4 separate regions of the Homo sapiens genome follow, and regions 2, 3 and 4 are each linked to region 1. Evidence: chromatin contacts called from ENCODE Hi-C data. All regions are on one chromosome and are shown on one strand. Each heading gives the region's core, a stretch centred on a gene start or an enhancer-like site at or near the end of the contact. The rest is flanking DNA. Distances are from core to core; before and after follow the strand shown. Region 1 has its middle 27 kb from the start of LINC00298. Region 2 has its middle 110 kb from the start of LINC01814. Region 3 has its middle 80 kb from the start of LINC00299. Region 4 holds the start of LINC01871 (long intergenic non-protein coding RNA 1871).

Region 1 (3,727 bases), core at 651-3,150:
GCACACGCACACACAATAGATAAAAATAAAGGCCGGGCGCGGTGGCTCACGCCTGTAATCCCAGCACTTTGGGAGGCCGAGGTGGGTGGATCATGAGGTCAGGAGATCGAGACCATCCTGGCTAACAAGGTGAAACCCCGTCTCTACTAAAAATACAAAAAATTAGCCGGGCGCGGTGGCGGGCGCCTGTAGTCCCAGCTACTCGGGAGGCTGAGGCAGGAGAATGGCGTGAACCCGGGAGGCGGAGCTTGCAGTGAGCCGAGATCGCGCCACTGCAGTCCGCAGTCCGGCCTGGGCGACAGAGCGAGACTCCGTCTCAAAAAAAAAAAAATAAAATAAAATAAATAAATAAATAAATAAATAAAGTTTTAAGAGACACAGTGGCTCACATTTGCAGTCCCAGCTACTGGGGAGGCTGAGCTGGGAGGACTGTTTGAGCCCAGGAGTTGGAGGCTGCAGTGAACTACGATTGTACCACTGCACTCCTGGGAAACAGAGCAATAAGCAACAACCTGTCTCAAATAAAAGAAAAAAAAGAAAAAAGAAAGAAAGAAAAGAAAAGAATGCATTTTTATCCAGAAGATGGCGTGGTCAGTATCACTGGAGCCTGTCATTCTACCCAGATCCTTTCCCCAGCATATGTTAGATTTCCATTTGGATTCAGGCAGAATGAGTTCAAATCCCAGCTCTGTACGGACCATCTCTGTGACTCTGTGGAAATTGTTTATTCTATAATATACTTAACTTCTCGGGCTGCTTGTGAAAATTACAGGGGATAAAGTAAGTGAAGTGTCTGGAAAGTGGTGGTTAATTGGTCAGTAGTAATTGCCTTCCCTGGTTGTCAGGGGTCACCCTTTTTTTTAATCTAAAGGGGATGATCTAGACTCCAGTTCTGGGTCTATTTTCCCCCCAAATAAAATCCTATCCTCTCAAGAAGTAAAGTAAGAGAACAGTGAAAGTGTCGATGTCTATAATATTACCTAAATGTCTCCTGGGATACTGTGAATGGAGTGAGGGAGTTCATAAAAAATTCTAGCATTTCATTCATTTTCAGCTGCTGTCTCTGATATATGGAAGGCTGTAATTTCACAAGGAAGTGAAACCTTACCTCCTACCAGGTGTCAGTATATTTTAAGCAAAGAGATATTACAACTCGGGAATTATTGAAAACCTATGTTCTTTCCCTGCAATTGCTCGAGGCAGATTTTGAAAGCCACATTTTGAAATCAGCCTATGACGTCATCAGAACTAGCTGTAATCGAGGTGACACAGTTGATGACTCTCTGGGTAGGGCTGGTGTGGGAGATAGTGATAAACATTTGGCCTGAAGAAAGCTGGAAGACAGATCTATTTTTAGATTTTTATTATGCAGTTTTATCTTGAGTCTCTTTAAAATTGTGCAACTCTCAACTCTCCAAACAAATGAACATTTCATTGCTCTGTATTCTAAAACAATTTCTTAAAAACTTGCTTTCTGTCTTTTTCTCAGCTCTCTATCTCTCAAAAGATTAAAAATCAGAAGGTAAATTGCTTGTGTCCTTTTCATGCACCCAATTTCAGCTCATTTTAAGTGTTTAATTTACTTAAATAGCCTTCAATTCATCTTGGAACTATTTCGACTTAGCAAGAAAATATAAGAACATATACGATTTACTGCCGTAATAGCGTCTTGGAGAGGTATGTAGTGTGTGTGTGCACGTGTGTGTGTGAGTGTGTGTTTGTCTCCCCCAAGGAGCAGCAGCAGTGCCTGGTATTCACTCTGTTCCTATTTTTGTCTTTTGTCATCACTGCTGTAACTGAGCCCACTGTCATCTGGTAGGAATATTTACCCGCTGGATCTGACTTGGCTGGGTAGCGGTGAACACACATCTGGAGTCTAGACTTGGCGGCTCTGTGGGCAGGCTCGCAGCCCAGGGCTCCATCAGCCCCAGGGCTCCAACACTCCGGCGCCCTGCTCTGTTGACATAGCTGGTGGGCTGCCTCATCAGTTTCAGCTGCCTGACCCCCTGGTCCCCCAGCCTCCCCCATCCCTGCCATATCCCAGCTCTGTGCACTTTGGAGAGCCACCAGAGGAGCGCCTCTTCTGCTTCCTTCTGCGAGCCCCCTCTACTCAGGATGCTTTGCTGGAGAAGAAGGGAAGGAGGAATCCACGTTAATGTGAAACCTGCAGACAGTGATTCTGCTTCAGAGATAAGGGGTTGCTTTGGATGGGAGAGGAGCTCTGATAAAAGCACTAAGCGTAAGAAAGAAAAAATCTGATGGGGTAAAACAGATATATACCTTGGAATATATGATTTGGGTTTAAATCTTATACCCAGCTGTTACACCAGATGTGTGGCCTGGAAAGTCTTTGAGGCTCAAATTCATTATCTATAAATTCAGGGGAAGAGTGATGACCGCAATAAGTTGTTGGGCAGGATACAAACCTGAATAAAGACAAAAGGTCTAGTTCAATGTCTGCCTTAAAGCGACAAATAAAAATCAGTTCCCTTTTTCCTGGTCAATGTTTCATTTACACAAGTCAGAGTGATTCTTTGACCCAAGGCAAGCAAAACATCCTTGAGATTTGCTGAAAATAGAGGGCGCTTGGGGGAAACATTCATGTGAAATGAGAAGTTTTTGAAAAAGATCCCACAGCAATATCTGCTTTTAGATAGAAGGTAACAGAGACAGAGGCGATCACATTCTTGTGGCGGCAGCATTTCCCATGTGGGATCTTGTTTTCTCTTGTCTATTTTTATAAAATGATACTAGCGTGAGGCTTTGATAATGGGTTGGTGACTTCTATAGAATGAGGCTGAGCCCCCTGGGAGTTGAGGCTCCCCTGAAACGTCAATTTTGAGATTTGAGAGATTCTTAATACACATGCATTGGTCTATGCGTTAACAGCAATGGGTTCTTAGTGTATTTCCCTCACAAGGAGGCTAAATCACACTGTTTACAGTTATTTGCATATGTGTCTAATCAGTTATATCTGCAATAAAATGATACCTAAATCAATTTCTTGCAAAAAGAATTATTTGGATGTCTACCCAGCAAACAAAAGTGTTTGAGAAATTATAAGTTTCTTTTGAAAGTCTATTTTATTATACTGTGGTTGGCAAACCACGGCCTGCAGCCCACAGACAGAAACTGTGGATCTGCATCCAAGCCTGAAATATGTATCCTCTGGTTCTTTACAGAAATGTTTGTTGATGCTTGTAATTGTATAAATAAATAACAATAAAAAGTGTAGTTTTCTCTTTTAAAATTGGGAATACCTGTTGGTACTGTGTGACCATGGTATTTTCTGGTTTACAATCCATCCTGCATGCTCATTTTACTACAGTATTATGAGTGTGTGGGGGCTGCTGTGACAGAACACCAATAGACTGCCTGATGGCTTAAGCAGCAAACGTGTATTTCTCACAGTTCTGGAGGCTGGACAGTCCAAGTTCAAGGCCAATTTGACTCCTGGTGAGGGCCTTCTTCCTGGCTTACAGATGGCTGCCTTCTCATGGTGTCCTCACGTAGAGAGAGGAAGGACCTCTGGTCTCTGTTTCTTTTCTTTTTTCTCTTTTTGAAATAGAGTTTCACTCTTGTTGCCCAGGCTGGAGTGCAACGGAATGCTCTGGGCTCACTGCAACCTCCACCTCCCAGGTTCAAGCGATTCTCCTGCCTCAGCCTGCAGAGTAGCTGGGATTACAGGCGCTCCCCACCACACCTGGCTAATTTTTGTATCTTCAGT
Region 2 (3,727 bases), core at 740-3,239, 470 kb before region 1:
GCATGCACCACTACGGCCAGCTAATTTCTATATTTTCAGTAAAGACTGGGTTTCACCAAGTTGGCCAGGCTGGTCTAGAACTCCTGACCTCAAGTGATCTGCCCTATTTGGCCTCCCAAAGTGCTGGGATTACAGGTGTCAGCAACTGTGCCCAGCCCTCTCCTTTAATTCTTATGAAACCTTTGTAAGGTGGACGTTGTCAACCCTATTTTACAGATGAGGAAACAAAGGGCCAAGAATTGAAATGACCTCTTCAAGATCACAGAGCTAATCACTGTATAGCAGGGTGTCCACCCCAGCTGAGGGTGAAAATTACGTCTGTTCCATCACGGCACCCTCTCGAAGGAGGTGATGAAGAAACTCGTTCTGTGCTATTCCTAATAGCAGTCACTTCGGGCACTGCTTCATCAGCAGCTCCTACGGCCATCTTGGTGTCCATGTCCACTCCGTGTCTCAGCACTCTGTAGCTGTCATCAGTTTGATGCATCTCCCCTTCCCTAGGAGAACCGACAGGGCTGTCTCACCTGTAACACAGGTGAGGGGTTAGGGAGGAGGTAAGGGGTTAGGGAGCTTGCATGTTGGCCATCCCAGGCACTGCCAAGAGCCAGATCCATTCCTTTAATCCATTGACCCTGGAGTTTGGGAAGAGCTTTCATTCTGAAGCATAGGACTCTGAATTTGCAAAATGTCTTACAGCAGAGACCACCATAAAAATAATTGCACTTTGGTTGCTCTTCTGGATAATCTACAGATTTGTAAGTCTAGAAAATCAGACACTGCCATTGAACCAAATTTGAAATTCTGTAAGGCCTTGGGGTGTGTCCAGGTGCCCTGAGGAAGTGACCAAGGCCATCAGGGTGCTGTTACTGACTTAAGCTTGAGTTTCTTGACATCGGCATCTTTTTCCTGTGGGGAGGACTCCATAGCCAGGCTGGTGCCAGCCAGGACCTGGGTGCCCTTTTCCCTGGCTGCTTGTCTGCTTAGGCTCTTTCCAAGGCTTTAGTTCTGCCCATGTCTGTAAAGAAGGACCATCTTAGGAGAGGGAGAGGGAATGCCAGAGGCCTCCTGGTTCATCATCTCATTACAATACCTCTAACACCTTTGACCTTAGAGTCCTTCTCTTCTTCTAGAGCTACAAATAACACCAGGAAGGTGTGTGGCAGTGGTAGGGCCTCCAGACAGACTTGGTTCCACCAGGCTTTGGAGGGAAGTCATGTACCTCTCAGCCTCATACTCCACATCTGCAAAATGGGAACACGAAGGTCCATGTTGCCAGGGTAAGGAACAAGGCATATTTAGCACTTGTTGCCAAGTAGGTATTCCATAAATGGTTACTATTATTCTTCTATAATAAACTTATTACATAAATCTAACTTTATAGGGCTTATGGGAATTGGAAGGGCTCAGCTCTGATGTTCCCTTCCTCCTTACCTCAGCCAGGAAGAATCCCCCTTTTCCTCCCTCCTGCAGGCCTTGTCTTGCCTGACCATAGAATCTAATACCAACCTTGTAATTGTCATCTGAATACAGACTGCGTCTTATCTACTTAATAGATTGAGGCTCACAGAGGTTAAGGGCTCAAGATCGCAGGCCGGTTAGTGGGGAAGCTGGAGTTCATACACTGACCCGTATTCCTTATCTCAACACCATGAGAACAACAGCATTAAGTGCCAAGTTTCAGAAACTCACATGAAAACTCTTGCTTTTGCTTAGAGGTGGGAATGAGAGGTTCTGAGCTGTCCCATATTGGACATAGGGAACTGGACAGGCCTCCTGGTCTCTAGCACACAGCATATTTTACAGGGAACTTACCAACTTTCCACTTTCCCAACCGGAGGAGGGTTTAGAAACAGCCCCCAGTGATATGGGTGTAGAAACTCCTGAAAGAGTATAGCCATGGAGAGGAAGTGCTCAGAGGTGCTGGGCCAGCAGGAAGTGGGAGCTGTTTCTAGCACAGAGGATGTGGCTCAAGACAAGGTATAAGAAATGAAAGTCAAGAAAGAAGTAGAAGTGGGATACTGAGGTGCCTCAAGCACAAGGAAGTGGCTTTATTGGCCAAGGTGGAAGGACAAAACAGCATTGCAGCGAAGATTTTGGGTGGGTGTGGAAGCCATTTTTCCTCTTATAGTGGCTGCATGAGGGAGGTGTTGGAACCTGGGGATTAGACATCTGGTGTATGGTGATTCTCAGTCAACTCTCACGGGGACTGCATAGAAACCATCTTGAGGAGAAATCGAACTTGTGAAGGCAAAGAAACATTGATTTCAGTGAGGTTTAGTTGACTGAGTTGTGCTTGCATTTTAGTCTTACAGCTCTGCAGGATGTGCTGGTGAGCTGGGAGCTACCCTGGGGAGGCAGCTCTGGTTTTCCTTAGTGTTGAGGGGTCTACCAGCCATTGAGCACAAATGGTGTGCTGGGGCTTACAGAGAGCAAATAATTTCATCCTCACAGTAACTCGTAAACTAGACAAATGCTATCACCCACATTTTACAGAAAGGAGGCAGCTCAGAATCACAGTATTTAATTAACTTGTCCAAAAGTAGAGTTCAGCTGGCAAATTGACGTGAACCCAGGTCTCTCTGATCCAGAATTGAGATTCTTTCTGCTAGGTGGCTTATCCATATACAGGTCTTGTTGGGAAATTTTTCTCCCCTGCCTATGAACGAGAAGCATAATCAGAGGCCACTTTGCGGGGCAAGGGTCCCTTTGAAAATCAGATGAAAGCCACTATGAAAGAGTGCATATGCCCCACAACTTTAGGGGGCTGAGGGCACCTCTGAGGTGCATCCAGAAGTCTCTTAATGTCTATGGAGCCCAGCTCAGGAAACCTTGTGATAAGGAAAAAAGGAACCAGAAGATGTCAGAAAAGAAAGAATTTTTAATGTAAGCAGATTTAAAAACTGCATTGTACGTACAGCCTACACACTCTGAATTTGTTGCCTTGAACATAACAAGCTTACATAAACAGGCTTCCATTACCTTATATGATAAATGTTCTTCTGGTTTGTAATGTGCACGTGAAAATGGACAACTCATTTGAACATTCTACAGGTAGATGTTTTTTCCTACCATAAAAGCCAAAACATCAAATAGCTTAAAACAATATACCTGGAAGTCGACATGATAAAATAGCATCACTTCCTTTTCCTTTACTACTCAGTTATTTTTCCCTGAGGGCAGTCCCTTTGCAGGTGGTATAGGGATGACTTCCATGCTATCACCCAGACTCACTTTACACTACTGCTATAGTCATCTTAAAGAAATTTGCATTTCATTGGAATGTATGTGTTTTCACTAAATTGATTATTTATGTTATACTCCCTTCCAGTGATCCTTAAAAATGTTCATGCACTGAGAATCACCAATGAACAGAGATGGAAGGGAGCTTAGAGATCATCCAACCTGACCTCCTTTACTTTTACAGATGGAGAAACTGAGGAGCTGAGAGGTTAAATCCCAGGCACTCAAGAAGTACCTGTGAAATGTGAGGCCAGATGGAATTTTCCTTCTGCTCCAAAGTCCTGGCAGGGTGGGAATCTTCAGTGGGACAGGGAGCCACAGAGGCTTTGCTAGCAATGAGGGGATGGCCACCGTGAAGGAAGGGTGCCCTGGTCCAGGATGGAGGTAGGACCCACCTGTGCCTCTAAGGATAACCGTCACCAACCCAAACCCGATGGGAGCATCTCTAAGATGAAGTAGAGTCCAAGTGGGGAAGACAGGGGGACAG
Region 3 (3,727 bases), core at 354-2,853, 410 kb before region 1:
TAATTTTCCCTGTTTTTGGGTGAATTTGCGGCTAAACTATCCTTGTAGTCTGTCCTTCTGATATTTCTTTGTTTCTCTGTAGTCCCATTGTTGATTATTTCTTCCCCATTCATGCATTTACAGGTCTGACCTATATTAGAACTAGCGGTCTCTGGTCTCTGAGTCCTCGAGGGCTGGGTTCCTAACCATCTGTAAGTGCCAAGGCCAGTGCCAGGTCTTTAGTCAAGGTTAATAGATGGCAGCCGGTGAGATAGAATTCCAGCCTCCTGGGAGCCCCTCTCTAACCCTCCTCTGTTCCATCTCCAGCCCACACCCCCTTCTCCCTGGGCCAATCAGCTGCACTATTTCATCCCATCCTAATGAGGGGAGCAGGTGGCCCAGCCATACTCTGGGTCCCTTCTGTGCTTCTCCTTAGTCTTCCCAGCCACTGCTGATCCAGACCCAGACTCACACATGATGTTACGATGATATGGGCTTCAGCTTTGATCAAAGCTGAAAACTGCAGCTGAGACCTGTGCTGGCTGATAAATTAGCAAAGACTGATTTCAGCCAGTTGGGCCAGAGTCTGCAAATAAGTGGTGCCAAGAGCTGTTGGCATAGTTCTAAGTCAGGCCCTTCTAAACTATTCCTTAAAGAACGTCACATCATGGAGGAGGAAACTGGTGGTGTATTGTAGATGTAGGATGGTATCGAAAGGGCCCTCTGTAACCAAGAGGCCAGTAGTTCCCTTTGTCCCTGTTGATTTTCTGCCAGCTTACTCATACTCTGTCAGTAAAGTGGAGGAGAAGGTCATAGAAGAGAAAAAGACAGGGAGGGCCTGCATGTTTCTGTTATTTCCAGTGTGAACATTACAAGCAAGCTCATTAGGGTAATATTTTCAGTGGAAAGGTACATTTCTACTGGGCACAATGTAAGAATATTTTGCTCATGGAATTTTCACTTAACAATAGGGAAAAAAATCCGTTTTCACCAGGCAGCCTGGGCTCCAAGTATGGATTTGACAAGTGTTTCCCCAAATGCCACCAGGTCTGAAGTACGCAGCTGCTATGGAAATTTCAGAACTCTCAAAAGAGCCCCAAATGTATTTTAAACAATCACCAAATCACATATCTAAATTGCTCTTTCTATTGTTGCTAACAACATTTGGGTGTTATAATTAGAGCGACCCCAGAGATCTTGTCTGAGAAATCTTACACATTCATTTAGCTTCTGGACTTTCTGTGCTTTCATTTAGTGTCATGGTGAAATGCAAGGAGTCTGCCTGGCGACTTTCACATCCTATTCATTAGAAGTTTTACTTTCTGGCCCTAAGACGTTGATGTTTGGGTTTTCAGAAGTGTAAGATCATCTTGAATCTGAAACTGTCTTATCTTTGTGTCATTTTTCTTGAAGTCTCACCCACCTGTCTCTCAATCTCATGTCAAAAGTCATCCCATGACTCTTCCATGTTGTCTGATGTGATTTCTGGTTCAGTTTAATGAAGTTGTGAGAAAGCACATCATGGAGATGGAAGGAGGCTGTGTTTTCTACTGTGTGACAGTGTCATTGACTCATCCTAGCGATGCCACTCGCCGCAGGGCTGGAGAGCAGTTGATTGGCTCGAAGAAGAGGGCACATGGATTTATGTAAACCACTTGTGACCATGTTCGGGACTTTTGCAGGGCCTTAAAATTCTATCACAAATGACTCAGCTCTCTTCACAGCTATATTTTTTCAGGCATTTTTCCCCATTCAGGTTTGATAATTTTCTCTCTCAGTTCCTTCTGGTTAATCTTCTTATCTTCAAAATGTAAAACTACCATGCCCATTTTAAAATTAATTTACATGCTGAAGTTTTTTTTTTTTTTTTTTTCCAGACAACTTTCTCCTACCCTTTTTAAAGATGATATCTAACAGGGAAAAATCATGCTGACTTCTTAAAGTCTATTCTGGGATTTATTGGCAATTTGTTCACACACATTAAAGGTTATATTAGAAACTCCCCAAGTACTCACATTAACCAATGAATATAGCATATCGCAGATAACTTGGGCATCACTGTGGGACATAAACAAGGGGTCTCATTGCTTTATAATCTATGTATGTATACCCATTACAGCTTGGTATAGAGTAGCATTGAAAAACAGAGTAAGAATAACTTTTTGCTGGTCGGGCGCAGTGGCTCACAGCTGTAATCCTAGCACTTTGAGAAGCTGAGGTGGGTGGATCACCTGAGGTCAGGAGTTTGAGACCAGCCTGGCCAACATGGTGAAACCCTGTCTCTACTAAAAATACAAAAAAATTAGCTGGGCGTGGTGGCACAAGCCTGTAATCCCAGCTATTGGGGAGGTTGAGGAAGGAGAATCGCTTGAACCCAGGAGGTGGAGGTTGCGGTGAGCGGAGATTGTGCCACTGCACTCCAGCTGTGCAATGGAAGTGATACTCCATCTCAAAAATAAAATAAAATAAATATAAATAAATAATAACAAATAACTTTTTTTCTGTAAATTTTTCTGGATTTTTAGTGTCACACAGCATTTTGGCTCAGTTTTAACTGTTCCAATCACCTGAATTGACATTGTCATCGAGATCTTTATTGAATAAAACTGTGTGAATCAGATTCAGCTTTCTTTTGAGGATTAAAGTAGGCATTGGGAAGTATACAGTATTAGTCAGGGTTCTCTAAGCGAAACGTAACCTGTAGGACATATAGAGATAGACACGTGGGAGGTTTACAATGTTAATGGCTCCCAGGGTTGTGGAGGTCCAGACGTCCTGTGACCTGCCCTTTGCAAGCTGGGGAACCATGAAAGCTGGTGGGGAATTTAGTTCAAGTCTGAAGGCCAGAGAACGAGAAGTTTCAATGTCAGGAGGCAAGAGTAGAAGGATGTCCCAGCTCAAGCAGAGGGAGTGAACTCACCCTTCCTTCACCTTTTACTCTATTCATTGGATAGATGATGACACTCACATTGATGAGGATTGGTGTTCCTTACTCAGTACACTGATTCAAATGCTAATCTCTTCTGGAAACGCTGTACCAGGCAACCCAGAAATACTGTTTTACCAACTATCTGGGTATCTTGTAGCCCAGTCAAGTTGAAACATGAAATTAATGATCACGTATAACTTTGGTTAGACTGGAAGGTACAGAATCTGAAGCTCATAAAGTTCCCACCTTGAGGCCCAGGAAGTACTTTTAGTAAATTGCTGGTTACAGAGAAACCTGGAGGTAGAGTGATGATTTTGGACACAACTTTGTATGCCCCGGGTCTGCCTGAGAACTGAAATACTTCAAGAAAGACCAGGAAGTAATTCAGCTGCTCTGTGGGTGACTTTGTCCAGTATATGGAATAGGAATGAAAACCCCTGGTGAATGGAAAGGCTGGCTTGGTTTTCACACCGTTTCCATGCTGCTCTGCTTCCTGAGGGGCAGTTTAGAAGTTCAAGAGGGCTGTGTCCTCACATGGCCGGGGAGACGGAGCACCAAGCTGGGGCTCTGTGTGGTTCAGATCTGCTACCAACTGCGTGTCATTTAAAATCAGTTCTTTTGTGTAAGGATTTAGAAATAAGCTTTATTTTTAAAATTAATTTGTGTGTGTGTTGAGGGTGGACAGTGCTAATGGCATCATTTTAATTGGGATTTTTTTAAGCATAATTTTTAAATAAAATATTTTCTAATTTCGAGCAAGGATTCCTTTATTGGGGATTTTAGCTTTATCTTTTTTTTTTTTTCCCCTGAGATGGAGTC
Region 4 (3,727 bases), core at 564-3,063, 280 kb after region 1:
ATTACAAGTGTGAGCCCACCGTGCCTGGCCTTAAAGTTCAATCTTAACATGGGCCCTGGCCCTGTTCTACTTCTAAAGATCTCTTTTGAATTCTCAACCCCACCTTTATCATGGGCTTCTGTTCTGTCCTTCAGAAAAGCCCGCCAGAACCAAAGATGGAAGTTACTGAAGATGGTGAAGCTAGGGAACCCCAATAAGAGCTCCCATCTTATTTCTCATTGCTTGCTTACAAGCACACTATTCTCTAGCTTCTGACCTATGAAAAGTGCTTGGCACACATTTGTGCAACAAAACTGACTGTGCTAGCTCCAGGTGCAAAACTGCCCAGCAACCACTAGACACAGTTCCTGCCCCACTGTGCTCACCCCACCTGAACTAACCAAATTATTCTGGCATAACCATGTTAGAAAAGGACTCTTGGGGACTGCTACGGGACAGCCAAGGTGGCTCAGGGGTGCTAGACAATGTGCATCTCAACATGCTTCACAAATGATTGCTTATGTTTAATAGTACATGCTCACGTGCATGCTATAATGGCTATCATTTTACACATCGTAGCTCACTCTGCACAAATAACTCTAAGAGATTTTTCCTCTTGTTTCAGAGACATAGAGAGATTAAGGAACATGCCCAAGTGCAATATGGTTAGGGAGTGGTGAAGCTAGGCTGCAAATCTGGCTCTTTTTGGCCCTGCACTTTAGGCTTTAATTCTGCCAAGCCAAAATGCCAACACAAACTGTCACACTCCATCTACCATCTTTTTTTTTTTTTTTTTTTCTGAGACAGAGTCTCGCTCTGTCCTCCAGGCTGGAGTGTGATCTTGGCTCAGTGTAACCTCTGCCTCCCGGGTTCAAGCAATTCTCCTGCCTCAGCCTCCCGAGTAGCTGGGATTACAGGTGCCCACCACCATGCCTGGCTAACTTTTATATTTTTAGTAGAGACAGGGTTTCACCATGTTGGTCAGGCTGGTCTCGAACTCCTGACCTCGGGTGATCCACCCACTTCGGCCTCCAAAGTGCTGGGATTACAGGCATCAGCCACTGTTCTTGGCCCCATTTATCACCTTAGCTCTGAGACCGGCCTCCAAGAGGGGTTCCCTGTGGAGTAAGATGTGCACATTCTACTTATTCTCTCTTCTAGGTCAAGTGAGAAAATGTACTTGAAATCACTTTGTAAGCTATAAGGTACTCTATAGAGAGTACCTTATATATATACATGTATAAATGTACACATATCTATACACATAAGTACAACTATATTGCTCACAATTCACAAGAAATGTGTGATTCATGTTAAATATTCAACATGTCGAATGTATTGGGGTTGTCTATCTTGATATAGATACTTGTTCACAAGCTATTAGTATGCCCTATTGACATTTCATACAAATAAACACAATACACACACACACACACACACACACCCATGTTGCTCTTCCCTCTTGGGAATGTTTGCTCAAGAGGCTGAGGCTGAAGTTGGCCTCCTGCTATGTCTGAGAGCAGCCCTTGCATAGGTGTGAGTGTGCACAGGAATTTATTTTCTAACCAAGGGAGAAATTGACAAAGTGAATAGAAAAACCACAAAAGCAGCTAAGTTAGATTTGGGTTCAAAAAAAGAATGCAGACAGAAAAGGAAGACTGTGAGGGGAGAGTTGATAGGTGGTTTAAGGAATGTCTGGCGAGAGGCAAGGAATAGAGTAAAGAAGAGAAAAAGTAATAAAAATAACTGCAACACTCACCTCTGAGAACAAATGACTGTAGTTGCTGCATGCTTAACGTCCCCATCTTATGAAGCACCACACATCAGCAGAAATGAGATACACAGCAGGGAGGTGTTAGAAATCTGGTTTTGCAGATGATTTTGTCAAATCACCTACAGCTTTGCTCAAACCAGTTCCAAAGGCTTTAACCACATGGTTTGCTTGTGTGCACCTATTTCCTGAGTTGCTCTAAATTGCATGACTTGGGGTGTAATGGCAATTCTTTGGGTTTTTGTGGCTCCATTTCTATGAGACACATGATTAGAAATCCTGTTTGCTTTTTGCTTGTCAAGCCTTAATCAGCTACCACGCTGGGCTTGTGTGAGGGCCCTGATAATCAGCCTGCTTTATGGAGAAGGCAGAGTGGAAACAGGACAGGAGACTTCCCATGGCACGGATACAGAAACGCAGCTTTCTTCGGGTTCTCCTTAAACTCGGAAAGTATCTCTTGTCTGAAAAATTTAAGTCACAATCTCTAATTAATTAGCTAACTAGCTCCCCCTCTTGAAACGTCTTTCAGATAAAAACTGCATAATGCTGCAAAGCAATGGCCTAAAATCAGACTAATCTACGTCTACGGCAGTCCTTAGGATCCATTGTGTCAGAAAAATACATAGAAATGTCTTAAAATCTGCCCAAACACAAAAACTGTAACTGTGCTATTACTTTCGTTGGGTTTATACCTTTCAAATCATCTTTTTTCCTTAAAGGTATTTTGACACAGCTTAAAAAAGAAAGGCACCAAAAGCCTTAGCCTGTACAGCGAGCTATAAAATTGCTGCGAGCTTAAACAGTCAAGGTAGGAAAAATGGCAAAAGTTATGTCCCCAACAAATAAGCTTGTGCTTTTGTCATAAATGAAGACTCTTAAAATGTGATGCCACCCCATGACTTATTTTGTATTATCTTATTTTTGTTTTGCTCCAGTCATTCTCTCCCTTTATCTTACATCAAAAACAAGAAAAGTTTTGCCTATGTCTACAACTTAAGTGAGGAACCTATTATGTGATTATGATATAAAATTCAGAGCCAGTGATAGGCCGTCGTGTGGTGTAAACATTTCAGAGGATAAGAATAATAGCAAAGAACTAAATTGAAATGTAATCCGTGCTGAGATACTGTAACAAAGTCTCGTAATCTCTTTAAGCCAGCTGTTCTCAACTTTGGCTGCCTATTTGAATCTTGCAGAGATCTTAAATCCTTCTTGATGCCTGGGTCTCACCCTCCAGGGATTCCGATTTCATTTGTCTAGGTTGTGACCTAGTGTCATGGGTTTTAACAGCTCCCCAGGTGATTCAAATATGTGGCCACGATTGAGAGCCCTCTTGTCAGCTGACTGTACTGTATACACGGATCTCTGACAGTAAAGGTCATCACCTGGTTCCCTGATTTGTTCTGGTCTTATTTGTGTGCCAATGGCTCTTTCTTGGACTTCAGAGTTTTATCTGCACAGATGATTCTGATACTGCTTCTGGGACTGCTGACCCAGTGTGGGCACTTGGTCATGACAGCTTTTTGACCCTATGCTGGTCTACAGGTGGCTAGGGCCCCTGTAACAAAGTATGAAGACTGGGTGGCTAAACAGTAGAAATGTATTGTCTCATAGTTCTGGAGGCTGGAAGCCCGAGATCGAAATGTCTGCGGAGTTGGTTCCCTCTGTGGCCTCTCTCTTGCTTGCAGGCAGTTCCTTTGCCCTGTTTCCCTACATGGTCTTCCCCCTGGCGTGTCTGTGTTCTAATCTCCTTTTATAAACACACAGGTGAGATTGGATTAGGCCCACCCATATGACCAAATTTTAATTCAGCAACCTCTTTGAAGGCCCTGTCTCCACAGGCACATTTTGAGATATTGGATGTTAGGGTTTCAACATATGAACGTGGGGGTACAGAATTCAGCCCTTAACAGCCAAGAGGATGTCTGCACTAGCAACATGCATGCCTTTGTCATAGCTCTGCTCCAACTATGAGTT

The links. Hi-C counts contacts between places; a loop is a spot of excess contacts on that map. Pooled maps may share reads with other maps.
Region 2: a map of CD4-positive, alpha-beta memory T cell shows a loop between it and region 1 (2.6-fold over the local background). The contact joins two enhancer-like sites. A Hi-C loop is called at or near these places in 2 of 168 maps with a recorded cell type or tissue (CD4-positive, alpha-beta memory T cell and GM12878) and 4 of 50 pooled maps.
Region 3: a loop to region 1 is called in a map of GM12878, with 11 times the contacts of the local background. The contact joins two enhancer-like sites. A Hi-C loop is called at or near these places in 2 of 168 maps with a recorded cell type or tissue (GM12878 and gastrocnemius medialis), 5 of 37 single-sample maps with no recorded cell type and 6 of 50 pooled maps.
Region 4: a map of PC-3 shows a loop between it and region 1 (26-fold over the local background). The contact joins the promoter of LINC01871 here to the enhancer-like site in region 1. A Hi-C loop is called at or near these places in 2 of 168 maps with a recorded cell type or tissue (GM12878 and PC-3) and 5 of 50 pooled maps.

Annotation. Positions count from the first base shown.
Region 1 is chr2:8,001,969-8,005,695 of GRCh38, reverse strand. No RefSeq gene overlaps it. Among named protein-coding and RNA genes, the nearest start is that of LINC00298, 27 kb to the right of the region's middle. Within about 2 kb of position 1,900, at least 14 of the 41 ENCODE cell types and tissues checked have a DNase peak (open chromatin) inside an H3K27ac peak, as active enhancers do.
Region 2 is chr2:8,471,038-8,474,764 of GRCh38, reverse strand. No RefSeq gene overlaps it. Among named protein-coding and RNA genes, the nearest start is that of LINC01814, 110 kb to the left of the region's middle. Within about 2 kb of position 1,989, at least 6 of the 41 ENCODE cell types and tissues checked have a DNase peak (open chromatin) inside an H3K27ac peak, as active enhancers do.
Region 3 is chr2:8,406,792-8,410,518 of GRCh38, reverse strand. No RefSeq gene overlaps it. Among named protein-coding and RNA genes, the nearest start is that of LINC00299, 80 kb to the right of the region's middle. Within about 2 kb of position 1,603, at least 6 of the 41 ENCODE cell types and tissues checked have a DNase peak (open chromatin) inside an H3K27ac peak, as active enhancers do.
Region 4 is chr2:7,723,865-7,727,591 of GRCh38, reverse strand. It overlaps LINC01871 (long intergenic non-protein coding RNA 1871), which reads right to left and starts at 1,813. Exons shown (of 2, transcript NR_183384.1): 1 at 1,739-1,813.